Regions from separate parts of the Homo sapiens genome. Here region 1 is linked to region 2. A link is a loop called in an ENCODE intact Hi-C map of the cell type or tissue named here. Cell type or tissue: heart left ventricle. All regions are shown on one strand.

Region 1 (8,000 bases), 110 kb after region 2:
TAATTTTTAAGCCTCTATTCTAGGCCAAGCCCCATGCTAAGAGCTCTGGTAAATATAAAATACAATAAAGGTGGATGCTACCCTTTAGAACTTAGTGTGTGAGATCACTAAGATGAACACGAGAAGAGCCTGCCAAGTGCCTTAAAACATTTAGAAAAGGGGCTGGGTGTAGTGGCTCATACCTGTAATCCCAGGTCTTTGGGAGGCCGAGGCAGGTGGATCACTTGAGGTCAGGAGTTTGAGACCAGCCTGACCAACATGGTGAAACCCCGTCTCTACTAAAAATACAAAAAGCCAGGCATGGTTGTGGGTGCTTGTAATCCCAGCAACTCGGGAGGCTGAGGCGGGAGGATCACTTGAACCTGGAAAGCAGAGGTTGCGGTGAGCCGAGATCACGCCACTGCACTCCAGCCTGGGTGAGACTCCATCTCAAAAAAAAAAAAAAAAAAAAATAGAAAAGAAAATATTGGAGGATCTGGGGGAGGGAGGGATCACATTCTGCTGGGGTTGCTTAGTAGAGAAGGTGGCGTTTGAGTAACTCCTGATGGATGAGAAGGCTTTGAACAGCAGGGATAGGGAAGACGTTTCCGTCGAATAGAACAAATTGAGCACATGCGTAGAATCAGGGAAGGAGAGAGTTCAGTTTGGAGAAATATGAAGATGAAACATGGAAAATAAGGATGGATTGTGGAGAGTGTGAAATGCAGGAATAAGTAGTTTAGTCTTTATTAGGGACACAACCCCAGACAAGCCTGCCATAGCCCTGAAGCGGGGAGTGGGGCAGGCAGAGACTAGGAAGCGGCAGCAGGGAGCAGGGGAAGCCATAGCCTTAGTCCTGAGAAGGAGCAGTGAGGCGCAGCCAAGGCAGTGGACGTGAGAATGGCATGGAGGGAATGTTGGAAGACGGGTCTGCGTATGTAGGGTTAAGACCTGGAATTTGTTGAGAAGCGTGCCGCACGGCTGGGTGGCAGCACTGGGGTCAGAGATGACTCTTGGGTGTCAAGCAAGTGAGGAGGGTGGGAGAGAGGGCTTTGTAGGAAGGAAGAGCATTGGAGGAAGGAGAGCTGGCTGCATACTTGGGGCTGCCTGCAAGTAGAGGGAAATGTGGCCCTGGAGGCGGGAACTGTGACGGGAGTTTCATTCCTCACTCACCTGTCTGGCTGCCAGGACTGTCAATGACAGTGGAAATCTAGGCGTGCTTGCTGTCGTAGGTTACTCATCAGCACGGCCTTCTGTTTGTCCTTGTTCCTTCCAGTCGTTCCTAAGACCGCACCTTAAACTGCGCTTTTCAGCATTTAAAAATTTAATGCTTAAGGCTGATCTTAGCAAGACATAGCTGATGACATTGTACCTTGGAGGAAGGCCAGGTACGTGAGAAATGTTGAGTTGTTTAATCCTAGGGCAAAAGTTCCCCAAAAAAGTTTATTTCTGAAATGACAGTCATTAATTGATCATTTATTTAGCAGAATTGGCTGTGGATGCAGACGTTATTATACACCTTACCAGTGTTTTCCAAGTACATTTCTGTTTCTAATGTAAAATTTAGTCCAGGCGTGGTGGCTCATGCCTGTAATCCCAGCACTTTGAGAGGCCGAGGAGGGCAGATTGCTTAAGTCTAGGAGTTCAAGACTAGCCTGAGCAACACAGTGAAACCCTGTCTACAAAAACTACAAAAAAAAAATTAGCCAAGCATGTTGGCCCGTGCCTATAGTCCCAGCTACTCAGGAGGCTAAGGTGGGAGGATCGCCTGAGCTCAAGAAGTTGAGGCTGAAGTGCCCTCCAACCTGGGCGACACAGTGAGACCCTGTTTCAAAAAAAAAGAAAAAAAAATTAGTACACTGAATGGTGTATAGAAATCGGATGCCATATTGCTTTAAAAGTGGTGCCATTTTATCTTCCTATTTAAGATAATTATACTAAAAATAAAACTTTCCTTTGCTTGATGGTATGAATGAATACATAAGGTCCCAAGTCCCTCTTCTCGTCCTTCTCCTTCTCTGGGCCTGTAATCTAGAAGCCCAGAGTGTCACAGAAGCCACAGGGGCCCAGCAGTGGGAACTGGCCCTTGGGTTGATTCAGGGGAGTGGTCCAAGCCTGGGAAGTGCGAAAGTGGGTTTCGAGCTCGTTTTCCACTTGAGGGAGGGAATCTTTTCAGGCTCAGGGCTCTGAGTCCGTACTTGAAGGCTCTTCCTGACTGAAGTTTCGCATCTTGAGTTGACTCGCATTTGAACTGCTGTCACGGAGACTTGCTTGCTCCTCGTGTACCTGTTGGTTAGGAGGCTTCCATTCCACCCAATTTAATCCATGCGGACGGTGTGTGTCCCCACTCTCCTGCCTTCTTGCTTCAGGGAGAAGAATGGGGGCACCAAGGCTCTTGCCCTTCCTGTTCCCTTTTATCTCCTTTGCCTAGCAACACCCCCCCAACACACACCCCCTCACAATCACACCCTCACTCTCACACCCTCCCACACACCCCCCGTCACACCCTCTCATGTCCACTCTCATACACTCTCACAACCACACTCACACAACATGCAATCATTCCCAATCACTCACATCCACACTCCACACAACCACACAAAATCACATCCACACACACACTCAACCACACTCATACCCCACGCAATCACAACCACACAACACACATCCCAATCACACCCACTCACATCCACACTCTCACCACACTCAACACACACCCCACGCAATCACACCCACTCACATCCACACTCACACAATCACACAACCACACTCATACACACCCCGTGCATCACACACACTCATATCCACACCCTCACACCCTCACAATCACAGCCCCCCACATCCACTCACACAATCATATCTTCACTCACACACACCCTCACACAATCATTCACATTCACCCCCAACTCACATCCACACACACACCCTCAAACACACACATGCTCCCTCACACACCTACACATACTCACATTCTCACACACACATGTGCATTCACCTTATACTCAGTCACTTACACCCTTACACACCCACTTACACCCCCACAATCACACCCCACACTCAAATCCACACAATCTCTCACATCCACAATCACACTCTCACACACCCACACACCCGTACACAATCACATTCACGCACTCACATCCACAATCACACCCACACACACCCATACACACATTTACACACTTACACAATCACTCACATCCATAATCACATCCTGAAACCCTCACACGCCCACACACACCCATACACAATCACATTCACACTCACATCCACACTCACACTCACATCCGTACACAATCACACCCTCACACACCCATACACAATCGCATTCACACACTCACACAATCACACCCTTAGTCCCTTAACATGCTCCCTCACACACCTACACGATCACTCATACCCACATTCACTCACATACACCCTCATGTGCATTCACTCTTATACTCAAGCACAGTCACACCTTTACACACCCACAACACCCTCACTCAGTCGTACACACTCATTGACACACACTCTCCGTCCCCAACACACACACGTCTTTTCTCATTCGCACCCAGCATTCGCTCGTGTGCCTTTGCAGCAGACAGAAGACTCTGCCTTTGTTTCCCCTGCTTGGAGCTTGCTGTGGAGACTGGGGCCTGGGGCCCAGAGCACCAACCCCAGTACAGTCCAGCTTATGGGTGGAGCCGTGATTGAGAGTCAGAAGTGGGGGTTTCCTTTTATTCTAGGCTTTCGACGTAATTCTGTCATTGAATGTTTTGAAATATTTTTTCTTCACTGCAATGATTGTCTCTTTACAAACTTTCTAGCATAACAATATAAGATTGTTACTGTGAAATATATACAGACCTAGACTTTTCATTAGCCCTCTATTCATTTGTAAGATGAAATTGTTACAAAGAATGTATGACTGAATAAGGCACAGTACATGCACCGGCCAGGTTTTAGGTGGAGGTGAATCATTATCAAATGTTCTCTCTAATGTCCTTGCTGTCCTTACTTTAGATTCACAAGGAAGCTGAATAAGAATCTCCTTTTGTTTTTGTTTTTTAGATTCAGAATATGAACAACATAATCTCCTTCCCTTTGGACAGTTTGCTGAAGGGGGACCTGAAAGGAGTGAAAGGGGTATGACATTGACACTGTGACACCAGGGGCAGCTTTTACACCATGTAGAGTCACAGTAGCTTGGCCTGCCGGGCAGCAGCCACGCCAGTACGTTCTCATTGGGACGATAGGATGGCTCTTTTATCTCAGCTTCCTCTGATTTGCCATCTTGGGACCACCTTTCAGCCAAAAAGGTGGTGACTTCTGGCCTTTCTGGCCGTCCTGTTGGCACAACAAAGTTGGTGAGGGGAGGAGACTGGGAAGGGAAAGAAAACTGCTATTTTGGAAAAAGTAAAGAGTTTCGGTCTCTCCAGGGAGCAGGGAAACCTGTGGGAGGAGTCGGGCTTTCTAGCTGGCACGTTGCCCATTTAGCACTGGGAAAGGATCCTAGCAAGGGTGTATTTTCCTGCTGGGAAGGTCGCAGTCGTCAGGCATGAGCCAACTTTGTCTCTCTGTCCTTCAGAGGATGTTGGCTGTTTAGGACATGCCTAGCCACCATAAGCACGCAGGCCAGGAGCTGTTTAAGGGGGCAGCAGACGGGGCTGGAGGGGCGTTTGCTCATGAGCACGCAGGCCAGGAGCTGTTTCGGGGGCAGCGGACAGGGCTAGAGGCGCGTTTGCCAGGCAGCGCGCTGCCCCTGCGCATCGCCAGCCCTGACAGACGTGCACCACGGAAGGGACGTGATTGTGGCTGCCTTCTCGGGAGACTCAAATTCTTTGGATCTGCGCACGATTCCTGGGTCCCATCGGGGATGACTGGAAACCCAGTCTTGACCCATCTCCAGGACCTCTACAGAGGCCTCTCAGGGTCTCCTTCACAGAGTGTGCCCGGAGAGAGCTGTTCAGACACATTCCCCATCGAGCCTTCAGGGGCTTGGAGAACAGGTCAGCGGAGTTAGCCCAACTCACGGGCGGGAAGGCATCCCAGGCAGAGGAAAGGCGCAGGTGCGCACAGGGAGCAGGGCTCAGTGCTGCATGTCAGGCTGCCAGGGTGCAGGAGGAGCCAGTTCGTGCAGGGACTTGTGTGCCAGGCTGTGGCACTTGGGCCTTACCTGAGGCCATTGAAAAGCCAAAAAGTAGTCAACAGCAACAACAAAAAGATTTCTGTCTCCCTGAAGAACCCCTTTGAAGGGAGCATAAATAGGTGAGGACCATTCAATAGAATTTCCAGTGGCTCAGTAGTTTTTGAGGCAGGCTTTACCAGAGTGTATGAAGTCCTGAATTGCACACGGAAGAGCAGTAAGAGACCCTAGGAGGATGTGGCGGCCTTTCTATTTCTGTCGTTGGGCTTAAAGCAGGGTTAGATGTGATGAGATTCATCTATCAATTAGAGTTCCTTTCTTTTAGAGAGACATCCTGAAGTATTTGCAGATGAAAGGTTGTCTTTCAGGATTTACTTTCAGATTAGGCCCAGGGCAGGGAGTAGGGCACAGGTGACACAAGGTGGCCCAAGAGTGTCATAACTGGGTGGCAGCACCTTGCTTTTGTGTACATTTAGTATATTCTATATTATTTTAAGAGAAAGAAAGGAAATGCCACCACTGGTCTACTTAAAAGCATGTACTCTTGGTTCTTTATTTTTCGTGGGATTACATACGTCATTTATTGCAGAAATTAATGCTCCTTTCAGGGCTAGTACAGGGATAAGTAAGTTTATCTTGCACAGAAGTGAATGATTAGTCTTGCCTAATTTATTATTCTTTGTTTACAGGATCTGAAAAAGCCTTTTGATAAAGCTTGGAAGGACTATGAAACAAAAATGTGAGTGTTCTCGTTTTTAAATTTACGTATAGGTAATTTGGGATTTCAAATTTAAACCAACCTCGTATTGCTTAAAGGGATTGTCCAAATAAACCTTAATCCAGAAAAGAATGTTTATCAGCCATGTTGCTGTGGTTCATTTTGATGACAGATGTGTTTGGTGATGCTGTCTTCTTCTTCTAATCTGTTTTCTTCTGTTCCTTTGTCTAAGATGTCATAGTGGTTATAGGATGTTATTTTCAGGAAAGTTCATTGAGGGAAGTTAAGACCAATTTCTCTTAGGAGGTATTTCTTTCTGTTTTTGTTTTTAAACACTTTGTCCATTCCGTTACTGTTTTTGATAGCAGGGCAGTTTTCAGACTTCATCTTCCTGGTGATTTGTGAAAGCTGCTTAGCTTTGTATCTGTGTTTCTCTGAAATACCAGTTCCCTTGGTTTTAGAAAGAGGGTTCAATACCTGTCTCCTTCAGATTCATCTGCCAAAAAATAACCTGAAGAATGGAGAATTGATTCTTGGATGTGAACTACGGTTTCTACAAGAAGTAGAATTGGTTTCCTGACCCGAAGTCAACCAATAGACAAGACTCTGTTGGTTGACTTCAGGCAGTTGTAACTTCCCCAATCACAGTTTCTCATCCCTAGAGTAGAGAGAGTCGAGCTACAGGGAATTGATCAAGCAAGTAATTATGGGGGGAATAATGGCTTCAATTATTTTAAATACTGGAAAGATATGAAATGTGGTGTTTACTTTGTAATCTCTGTGTCTTGGAGTGCTCTGAATGGAAATAGAAACTTCCATATGAAGCTATCTGTTAAACTAAAAGGTGTTATGAGGAAGTCATTTCAAATCTAAGTACAAGTATTTCATTAGATTGTTTAAAAAAAAAATAGCTCAGGATATCTTTCCAGTGGTGAAGGATCACAAAGCTCAAATCAGTGAGCCCCACACCTTTGATACTCCTTCTATCCATGGGAATCTTACATTTCCATACCCGAGGTTGCTTGGCCCCGAGTTCTGGAGTTTCATTGATGGTGTACATTCATTCAGAAGCACAGGCAGAGTGTTGACTAGAGAACCCTGCAGGTCCATTCAGCCCAGGGAGGCCCCCACCCAGGATCCCTGGTCCGTCAGCATCCTTTATTTGTGTGCCAGTTGGGTGAAATAAATGGGAAGGGACCAGCGGATTCCTGCTTTGCAGAGGGAAAACCAAGAGTCAGTGGTTTCTGCTTGTCAGCCAGTAAGAGTAATTGAGCCAGGCCAGGAAGCAGCTTTCCCACTTCACTCAGCCTCCCTTGCTGCCCGTCTCTGTGGCTGATAGGAAATGGTCCTGTGTGTGACTAGACCAAGGGCAGAAAGGGCTTTCTGAAGAAGAGTGCCTGAGAGAGTCATCTGGTTCTGAAAAGAAAAGGTTTGGAAGAAGGATAACATCAAATTCTGTAAAATCGAGACACACATGGGTAGGATGGGGACAGAATTCCTCACAAAACCCTAGAATTTAGGAGGAGGGAGCAGCACCCTTTAAACTTGAAGTAATTGTAGGATAAATAAAGGAAATAATTCTTTATTAATGTGGGAGATTCATTTATCCCAAGAGGTTTTGTGATATGTAACAACCATAATAGGTTTTAGATGTCTTTAAAATTCCTGGGCAGTAGTCCCATACCTGATTATTAAGAGAAATGACCAGTGTCTGGACGGTCTCTTGCCTGTGAAGGAGTGTCAGCGACACCTTGGAGTTGTATAATTCTAGTCCCAGGGACCCTCCAGTCACACTCCTTTCCGGATGCATAGACTCATTAAACAACAACATCCCTCCCAAAGGGTCTCCTGTGTGTTTATTTTTCACTCATTCACTCCTTCAAATTATTGAGAACCTACACAGTGCAGGACACACAGAGAAATCACATTTCTTGCCTCTTCTTAAACACTCTAGTCCTCCTTGCCCTAATGACAGGGAGCCCTCTGGAACCCTGAGTAGCCCATTTCATCACTGGATGCCTTTGAAAGAACATGCTACTTGGGTCTTCTGGTGTCTACTTCAGGCTCTACAGAAAGAGCTGCTTCCCTTGTCTTCATGGCAGCCCTTTCTGTTTTTTGAGTGCTTTCTGTTGGTTTTGTTTAGTCTCCTTTTCTCCAGAATAAAAACTCACGGCT
Region 2 (8,000 bases):
GTGTAGCACACAATTTATGAGTAATTACAAATTACACACTACTCTTTAGTGTAAATTCCATATAGTTAATTGATTCTCACAGAATGGTTTCATTGATTTTGGCCAAATGCTTTCATTCATAGCCAATCTGTGTCTGCAATTCAACCACAATTTGACAAAATAAGACTATAAATAAATGCTTGATTATTGCCCAGCTCAGCAAAGTTGCTCATGTCATTAACAAATGAGTGTAGGCCGGGCGCGGTGGCTCACGCCTGTAATCCCAGCACTTTGGGAGGCCGAGGCGGGTGGATCACGAGGTCAGGAGATCGAGACCATCCTGGCTAACAAGGTGAAACCCCGTCTCTACTAAAAATACAAAAAATTAGCCGGGCGCGGTGGCGGCGCCTGTAGTCCCAGCTACTCGGGAGGCTGAGGCAGGAGAATGGCGTGAACCCGGGAAGCGGAGCTTGCAGTGAGCCGAGATTGCGCCACTGCAGTCCGCAGTCCGGCCTGGGCAACAGAGCGAGACTCCGTCTCAAAAAAAAAAAAAAAAAAAAAACAAATGAGTGTAGTTCCAACCTGAATTTAGTTGACTTTTTTGTTTATGTTAATAAGACAAAACTGAAACAGTGAAGATGCATGCTATAACTTTATTCATCTGTCAATGACATGAGTGACCTTTTTACTCAATCATGTACTAGTTTGTAAATATTAGAAGGGTATTTCCTCAAAAATTTCATTATTTACAATGCGATGGCTGTAGACCTGACACACCTTTAAGTCTAATCCGCATGAATGATACTTTCTCTATAACTGCATTAAGTTTATTAAGTTAGACAATCAACAAAACAATAAATCAGGCCTTGATTTTTATCATTTGCCAATTTTCCTGCTGTAAATACTCTACCATGGACAATCTCAAACTACCAGAACATGGAGTTGGGAAGAGATGTTCACTAGCACACCATGATATAATATTTCTACCATAGAGAAGAGATACAACCAACTTGCAAAATTCCTGAAAATTGAAGAATCAGGTCTCTGGAGCCAGCACAAGTGACTCCCGTATATGACTGATCATATTTAATTTACCTATTACTCTCTTTCCAGTTCAGCAATGAGTGTGTCATCTATTCAAACTGCTTTGTTAAAATAAAAAAATGAACAGGCCTCAAGTTATCTGTAAAGTTAGCAATGAATAAATCTGCTTGTTATCTAAATCTACCATCTTAACAAAATGACCACTTTCTCAAAAATTTAGCTCCCAATGGCATCTAAAACATGCCTCATTCTCAAAAGTCTAGGACAATAATTAGAGTCTCAGTACTAATGTTTAGCAATGCTTTGTGGCATTTTTCTCTCTTGTGTCTAAACTAACATAAAACACAGAAAATGGCAGCACGAACACCAGGACACCAGGACGGGGAGGCGCCTTAGAAATTAGCTAGTCCAAGCTACACTCTTTAGGGAGGCTAGCTTTATTTCTTTTTCTTTTTTTTTTTTTTTGAGACAGAGTCTCGCTCTGTCGCCCAGGTTGGAGTGCAGTGGCCGGATCTCAGCTCACTGCAAGCTCCGCCTCCTGGGTTTAGGCCATTCTCCTGCCTCAGCCTCCTGAGTAGCTGGGACTACAGGTGCCCACCACCAAGCCCGGCTAATTTTTTGGATTTTTAGTAGAGACGGGGTTTCACCGTGTTAGCCAGGATGGTCTCGATCTCCTGACCTCGTGATCCGCCCGCCTCGGCCTCCCAAAGTGCTGGGATTACAGGAGTGAGCCACTGCGCCCGGCCTAGGGAGGCTAGCTTACTTATCACAGAGAAGCAATTTATTACCAAAACCCAAGTTTTCATTTGTAAAATAGTTTCTGGGTGCTAAAGTGAGATAACTGTGGTAAATGTACTCAATCTTCTCTCACTTTGGGGATAAATGGGTCCCTTCAGCAACACGATTTTGGGCAGAGTATTATTAAGTTACGAAAAGAAACTTTCAGTTATACTTCCATGTTCACATCACCAGGGTTTTTAGGTTGTTGTTACTATTTCTTACCATAGTTCTTTCAAAGCACATATTTGCCCATTCCAAGAGTAATCATTTACAAGTTAATAGCAAGTGAACTGGACAAGTCTTGTGTAAACCAGCCAACCCTCAAGCAAATTTCAGAGTCAAGAACATATTTTACACCTTGATCTGAGAGTGATAAATCCCAGGTTCTTGTGAACTACTAGAGGCAGAAGATTCCTTTGGAAAATGGGCTGTTGGCCAATCTCACTGGGCCGCTAAAAATTTCATTTTTGGGAGGAGAGTCTCTTCTCTGGAAACGATGTCTTTAACATCACGTTTTCGTTCTCTCCTTTTCCTCTTCCTTTCCTTCTCCTTCTTCCTTCCTCCTTTTTCTTCGCCTTTTTTTTTAAAAAAAAATAATACAGGCCTACAATCTCTTACTGAAACCCCAAGGGCCAGATATGTGTGGATTCAGAAATTTTCGGATTTTAGAAAGGTAACACATTGCATATAATAACATATTCCTAATTACCCCCAGTAGGGTCTGGGGCAATACTTCATAATCAACCATGTTTATATTTTGCAGCAAAACATACATATTCACATGAGGTAGGATAAACAAGACCACACATAGCCTCACATCAGTTCATTTCAGATGAATTTTACTATTAAGAACTATTTGTAAAGCTACATTTTCAGGGATTTTTAGTAATTCTGGTTAAGGAAGTATAGGCCTGTAAGGACATTACCAGCATACTCTTCTTCTCTTGATGCATTTAAAAAAATGAGTATGTGTAGAGTGTTTCCTTGATCCATGTTGAACTTTAATTTTATTGTTATTTATTGGAAGCTACTCATTCTTATATTAATCTCAGAAAGGCATTAGCTATGTTTTGCTCTGGTCTTGCTTTAATTCTAGGCTTATGCAGTAGGCAAGTTAGATTTCTAAGGGATGATGGAGGAATAAATGGCTCTAGCATTCTACCAATTTGGTATCCTCTTTAGGCCACCAATGAACTTGGTAACTAATTGTTGTTTTCCACCAGCCTTGCAATGCAACACAGCTTTGCAATTTTATTTTTTTGAGGCTACTAAAGCTTCCTGTATCTGCAAAATTAAACTAAAAGAAACAAGAACCGGAGTTGTATATAAAGAGAGAACAGAGAATACCAAGCTTAACTTTGTCCTTGTAGAAGTATTGATTAGTCTGGTTAATGCTGTACTAGACATCAAGGAAAAACCCGACTTTCTTTCTTAGATCCCTCATAGCCTCATAGAGACCAGCCCTCTACAAATCAAGACTTGAAAAGTTATTCAGCATATTCCCTCATGTCAAAAACTGTAGCTGGGAAACTAGGTAGGCGGGAACAGAATCTGCCTGGTGTTGGAGAGGATGTATTAATATAAATAATAAACACAAAACATGAATTGTAGAAGGTTGCAAATAGAGGAAAACTTCAGACACCAAAAGGATCAAAAAACATAAAAAGAAACAGATACAATTTTTAAATTGTAACTTGTTGTCTAGTGCAATGATAAAAGCTATCCACGAATACAGCGATTTTAGAAAGTTAAATTTTACATGCAGTGCTACTAAAATACCAAAGGCCATACATAATGTCTGACCCAAGCTGCCACCTCATATAGCAACTTCTTACATGGGGGCTTTAAAAAGATTGTTTGACTGGTCTACTGTCCTGCAGTGTCAGGAGACGGCTTTGTCTGACATATTGAATTTCCAGTGTCTCTCACACTTCCTCCTTTTCAGATGCACAAAAGGTTTTTGTAAAGTTTCTCTTGGTTTTACCGCTGGCAGCTACAGAAACCATGCCACAAGTCTGGTGTAGAGTTATAGGGTGTGATTTTATTTGACTGGTATCTTCAGAGCTTCTGGATTTTTCAGTATAACCGAGAATTTCCTTAAGAGCTGTAAATAAAAATCGGTACCAGTTCGAACCCTTTACTGGCCCGGTTTTGTGTGAGGTTGGCTGGCTGCTGTAGCACGTTCTCCCCCTCCTCCTCCTCCTGCACCCCCTCGGTTCCCTCCTCTGCCTGCGGGAATACCACTTCAGGGCGTTCAGCAGCCTTCCCAGGGTGGGTCCTGGCCTAGTACCCTAAAACTATAACCGAGAATACCTATCATTGGGCAGCCTAGGAAACGCGACTGGGACTTTTAGTAGGGGCCCCTCACCGCTCTGAAGCACTCACACTTGAGTCAGGGAACATGGGTTTGAATCCCCACCCGGCCGTTTATCTTGTGCTCTTGGGCACACTGTGTCCCCTATATAAAATAAGCACCCATCTCTTCATCTGTCTCCTAGGCCTGCGACGATGCAATGACTGCACGCAAAGCGCACATTCACGGTCAGGTCACTTCTGGCGTCCGGCTGTGGTCCCCGCAGGGTGCCCGCCGGCGGAGCGCATCCTCCGGCAGGGGGCGAGCTCCGCACCCCGCTTTCCTCATGGGCCGGCGCGGCCCGCCGTTCAAGTGGGGAGCCCAGAGGTGCTCCGCGCCGTGGGCGGGGGGCGGTTGGCGCGCACAAGGCCGGACTCCGGCGGGGCGCACCTCCACACGCACCCTCGCGGGCAGCGGGTCGGAGTCGGGGCCTCGGGCCGGCTGGGGGCGGGGCATGGGCGCGGCGCGCGGGGCCCGGAACGCCGAGACAATGCGGCGCGCGGCGGCCAGGAACGGCTCGGCGGGCCGGGGCGCGCGCCGCCTTCCTTCCTGCGGGATCCGCTTCCCGGCGGCGCGGCAGCGGCGAGCGCGCCGATTGGCGGCCCGGTCCTCCCGCCGCCCCGCCCCACGCCCGGCCGGCCGCCGCCCCCGGCCCGGACCCGCCCCTCTCCGCGGGAGGCGTCGGGGCCCGCGGCTGGGTGGCGGGTAGTTCCCGCCGGCTGTGCGCGCCCGCCTCGGGGCTCGCTCTGAGAGGACGCGGCGGCAGCGGACTCGGAGCCCTCGGCGCGCAGGCGGGCGGACCGGCCGAGCTGCGCGGGGCTGCGCGCCGCCCCTGCTCCGCCGCCAGGCCCCGCGCGGCTCCCGCGCCCGGCGCTCCCCTTTGTCCGCGGGCCGGAGCGGCGGCGGCAGCGGCGGTGTCCGAGCGGCGGTCGGAGCCTGCTGCGGCAGTTGAGGCGGCGGCGCCCCTGCGGCTGTGCGCCAGCGCCCTCGCGCCGAGGCGATGCCGGACCAGATCTCCGTGTCGGAATTCGTGGCCGAGACCCATGAGGACTACAAGGCGCCCACGGCCTCCAGCTTCACCACCCGCACGGCGCAGTGCCGGAACACTGTGGCGGCCATCGAGGAGGTGAGGCGGCCTGCGCGGCGGCTCCGGCCGCAGGTATCCCGCGCCCCAGCCCCGCCCGCCGCTCCCGCATCCGCATCCCGAGAAAACTTTCTTTGCTCCGAAGCCGGACGCGGCCGGGCCAACCCTGCCCGAGACAGAAGCCCTTTGTTCCCGCCTAGGTGGCTCGGAGGAGATGGGTGATGGCCACCTTGGGCCTCTTTAAGACCTCCCCTCTCTCGGCCTCGTGGCCCTCGCGGGGTTCCGCGGCCTGGTCTTTTCCCCGCAGCGCGGCCAACTTTGTCCAGAGTCGGGGTCCGCGGCGAGCGGGGGATCCCGCTGCCCGCCGCCGCCCGCCGCCGCCCGGGGTCTTTGGTACCCGGTGCGGACCTTATCAACTTGTTCTTGAAGTGGACCGGCGGGGGCAGCTCCGCGCTCCGAGCTCCCCGCCGCAGCCCCCGAGCGCCGCAGGGCCCCCACCCTCGGGTCCGCGGGTCCGGGGCATCCCGGGCTGCCCGGGAAGGCGTGCCCGCCTCAGCCAGGGCGGCCTGGCTGCGCTCCACCCGTGCCCGGAGAAGGAACTGCGGGCAAGGTGTGTGAGAGTCGGCGCTTCTGGGTCCAAGAAGCCTCCAGGAGCCGCTCCCCGGTTACCTGGGTCTCACCTGCTTGAACCCGGAATGCCGCCCTTCCCCCTCAACCTGGAAAAGGCCTGGTTTTAGTAAAGTGCTCTCAAGGTGCAAAGTCATCACGCCTAGCTGCTAAGCAGTACGCTCTCCAGGTCCTGGGGAGAGGAACACGTAGGAACGAAGAAGCTTGGTTGAAAATTAAAGCCGTGGGGAAAGGGGCAGAGTCTGTGAGTCCAGGGGCCACCGTTGGCTGTGGTTTGAGGCACATCCTCACCTGCAGTCCTCCTTTTCCTTACCCATCAAACGGGATTAGTAATGCATCCTTTCCAGGATCAGAGACTGTGTGAAGTGCTTAGCACTCTGCTCGGCTCAGAATAGGTTTACAAGTCACACGTGTGGCAATAGTGAATCTGTGATTAAATGTCTCTGGGCCAGGATGTCAGGTTACAGTTTTAAAATTGGGTATTGCAGGTGTTTTAGCAGAAGACGCCTGGGCTAGCAGGAGTGTGTGTGTGGGTGGGGGGGTGGGTGTCACCAAAGAGCTTTAAATGAAGCAATGGCGTTATTTTTTTTTTCTGGTTTTTTTTTTTTTTTCCCATTTGAACAAAGCATCTGCTATTAGGAATTGCTTGAAAAAAAATCCAGAATGTTTTCCCTTAATGGAAAAATTTTTTCTTTGTAGCTGTAAACAGTCAATAAAAGGGAGTCAAAAGTAACATTCAGCATTCTGAATCCTGTTAATATAACTTGGGTAGCCTTCCTTCTCTCCATTTAATTTGGCGGAAGAGAGCTGCATGTAAACCTTTCCTATGAATTCGGTGATTCCCCAGATCACTTAATTCTACTTTTAGCAGCAAGGCTTACAGATGATGCCTTCAAATGAGGCAGATGGGGATGGGTGAATGAAATTTTTTCCTAAGTGCCAGTTAAAAAGCACGGTGTTTTGAGAATACACCATTAATAATGTTTATGGAATGATTGCAACCAAAAAGGTAGCTGAATATTTCTTAAGGGAAGGAAGCATTGTGCATGATGTCTTTCTTTAGAAAGCTTGATTATGTTTAAAGTTCTGTTGCTTTTCCCCACTGCAGTTTGTCAGTTAAATATTATTAACACTGGCAGATGTTGGAAAGCCAAGCAAACAAGAATTGCTATTAAAATTGGCATACCTTTCTCTGATTAATTTTAGTTTACAGTGTATAATTCCAAAGCTCTTTTTGTATGCTGTGCAGGAGATTACCCTAGAGCTCAGTTACTGAGCAGATTACAAAGAGACTGGATTTGGTCATTTCATTAAATTGCAAGCTTGCTTCATGCTGCCGTCTAAGCCCAAGAATTGGTTCAAGTCTCAAAATGGAAAAATTAAAATCATTTCAGGTTTATTTCACTTTAAGCAAATCTACATACATGCTATGATGATGGTATGTGTGAGCTTGGTTTTATAACTAAATTTGAAAGTTGTTCACTTTCTGAGGTAAATCAATGTGGATTTCTTTAAATAATGCTCTTTCCCAGGTGTCTAATGTTCGTGTCTATTACCAAAACTTGTTCTATGTATGGTTTAATAACAATTGATGTGTACAGTATTTTGGTTTTAAACAAAAATCTTCTCATACTGAGACGAAACATGAGAGGGTATCATGACATAAAGTTACTCATTTAACAAATAAATAAAATTTGCAAGCTCTTGGTCTTATGTTTAAACAAATGAATCACGGAACTAGCAAACTAATTTTATATTTATTTATTTATTTGTTACGGAGTTTTGCTCTTGTTGCCCAGGCTGGAGTGCAATGGCACAATCTTGGCTCACTGCATCCTCTGCCTCCCAGGTTCAAGCGATTCTCCTGCCTCAGCCTCCCAAGTAGCTGGGATTACAGGCATGCGCCACCATGCACAGCTAATTTTTTGTATTTAGTAGAGATGGGGTTTCACCATGTTGGTCAGGCTGGTCTCGAACTCCTGACCTCAGGTGATCCACCTGCCTCAGCCTCCCACAGTGCTGGGATTACAGGCGTGAGCCACCACACCCGGCCAGCAAACTAATTTTAAACTGATTAACCTTTTTGAATCTGTTATTTCCAATGTAGGTTCTATCTGCCAAAGAATCATTTTA

Evidence for each region. Hi-C counts contacts between places; a loop is a spot of excess contacts. Peaks named below come from ENCODE experiments on the same cell type or tissue, not always from the same donor. Only the 100,000 strongest peaks of a DNase experiment are listed, where the experiment ranks them.
Region 1: it touches region 2 in a loop (4-fold over the local background); 26 of 110 quality-filtered maps call a loop at or near these places.

The regions. Positions count from the first base shown.
Region 1 is chr2:9,314,492-9,322,491 of GRCh38, forward strand. It overlaps ASAP2 (ArfGAP with SH3 domain, ankyrin repeat and PH domain 2), which reads left to right. Exons shown (of 28, transcript NM_003887.3): 4 at 4,033-4,107; 5 at 5,797-5,846. Among named protein-coding and RNA genes, the nearest start is that of ITGB1BP1, 110 kb to the right of the region's middle. In heart left ventricle, no CTCF peak of the experiment used is centred here; DNase peaks (open chromatin) are centred at 4,450 and 5,067; H3K4me3 peaks cover 849 bases; H3K27ac peaks cover 1,632 bases.
Region 2 is chr2:9,201,949-9,209,948 of GRCh38, forward strand. ASAP2 (ArfGAP with SH3 domain, ankyrin repeat and PH domain 2) reads left to right here and starts at 4,864. Exons shown (of 28, transcript NM_003887.3): 1 at 4,864-5,282. The coding sequence starts at 5,157. RefSeq lists enhancers at 4,013-4,945, 4,946-5,876 and silencers at 4,394-4,653, 4,400-4,583. In heart left ventricle, a CTCF peak has its summit at 4,407 (motif pointing right); DNase peaks (open chromatin) are centred at 4,593, 5,203 and 5,822; H3K4me3 peaks cover 4,133 bases; H3K27ac peaks cover 3,211 bases.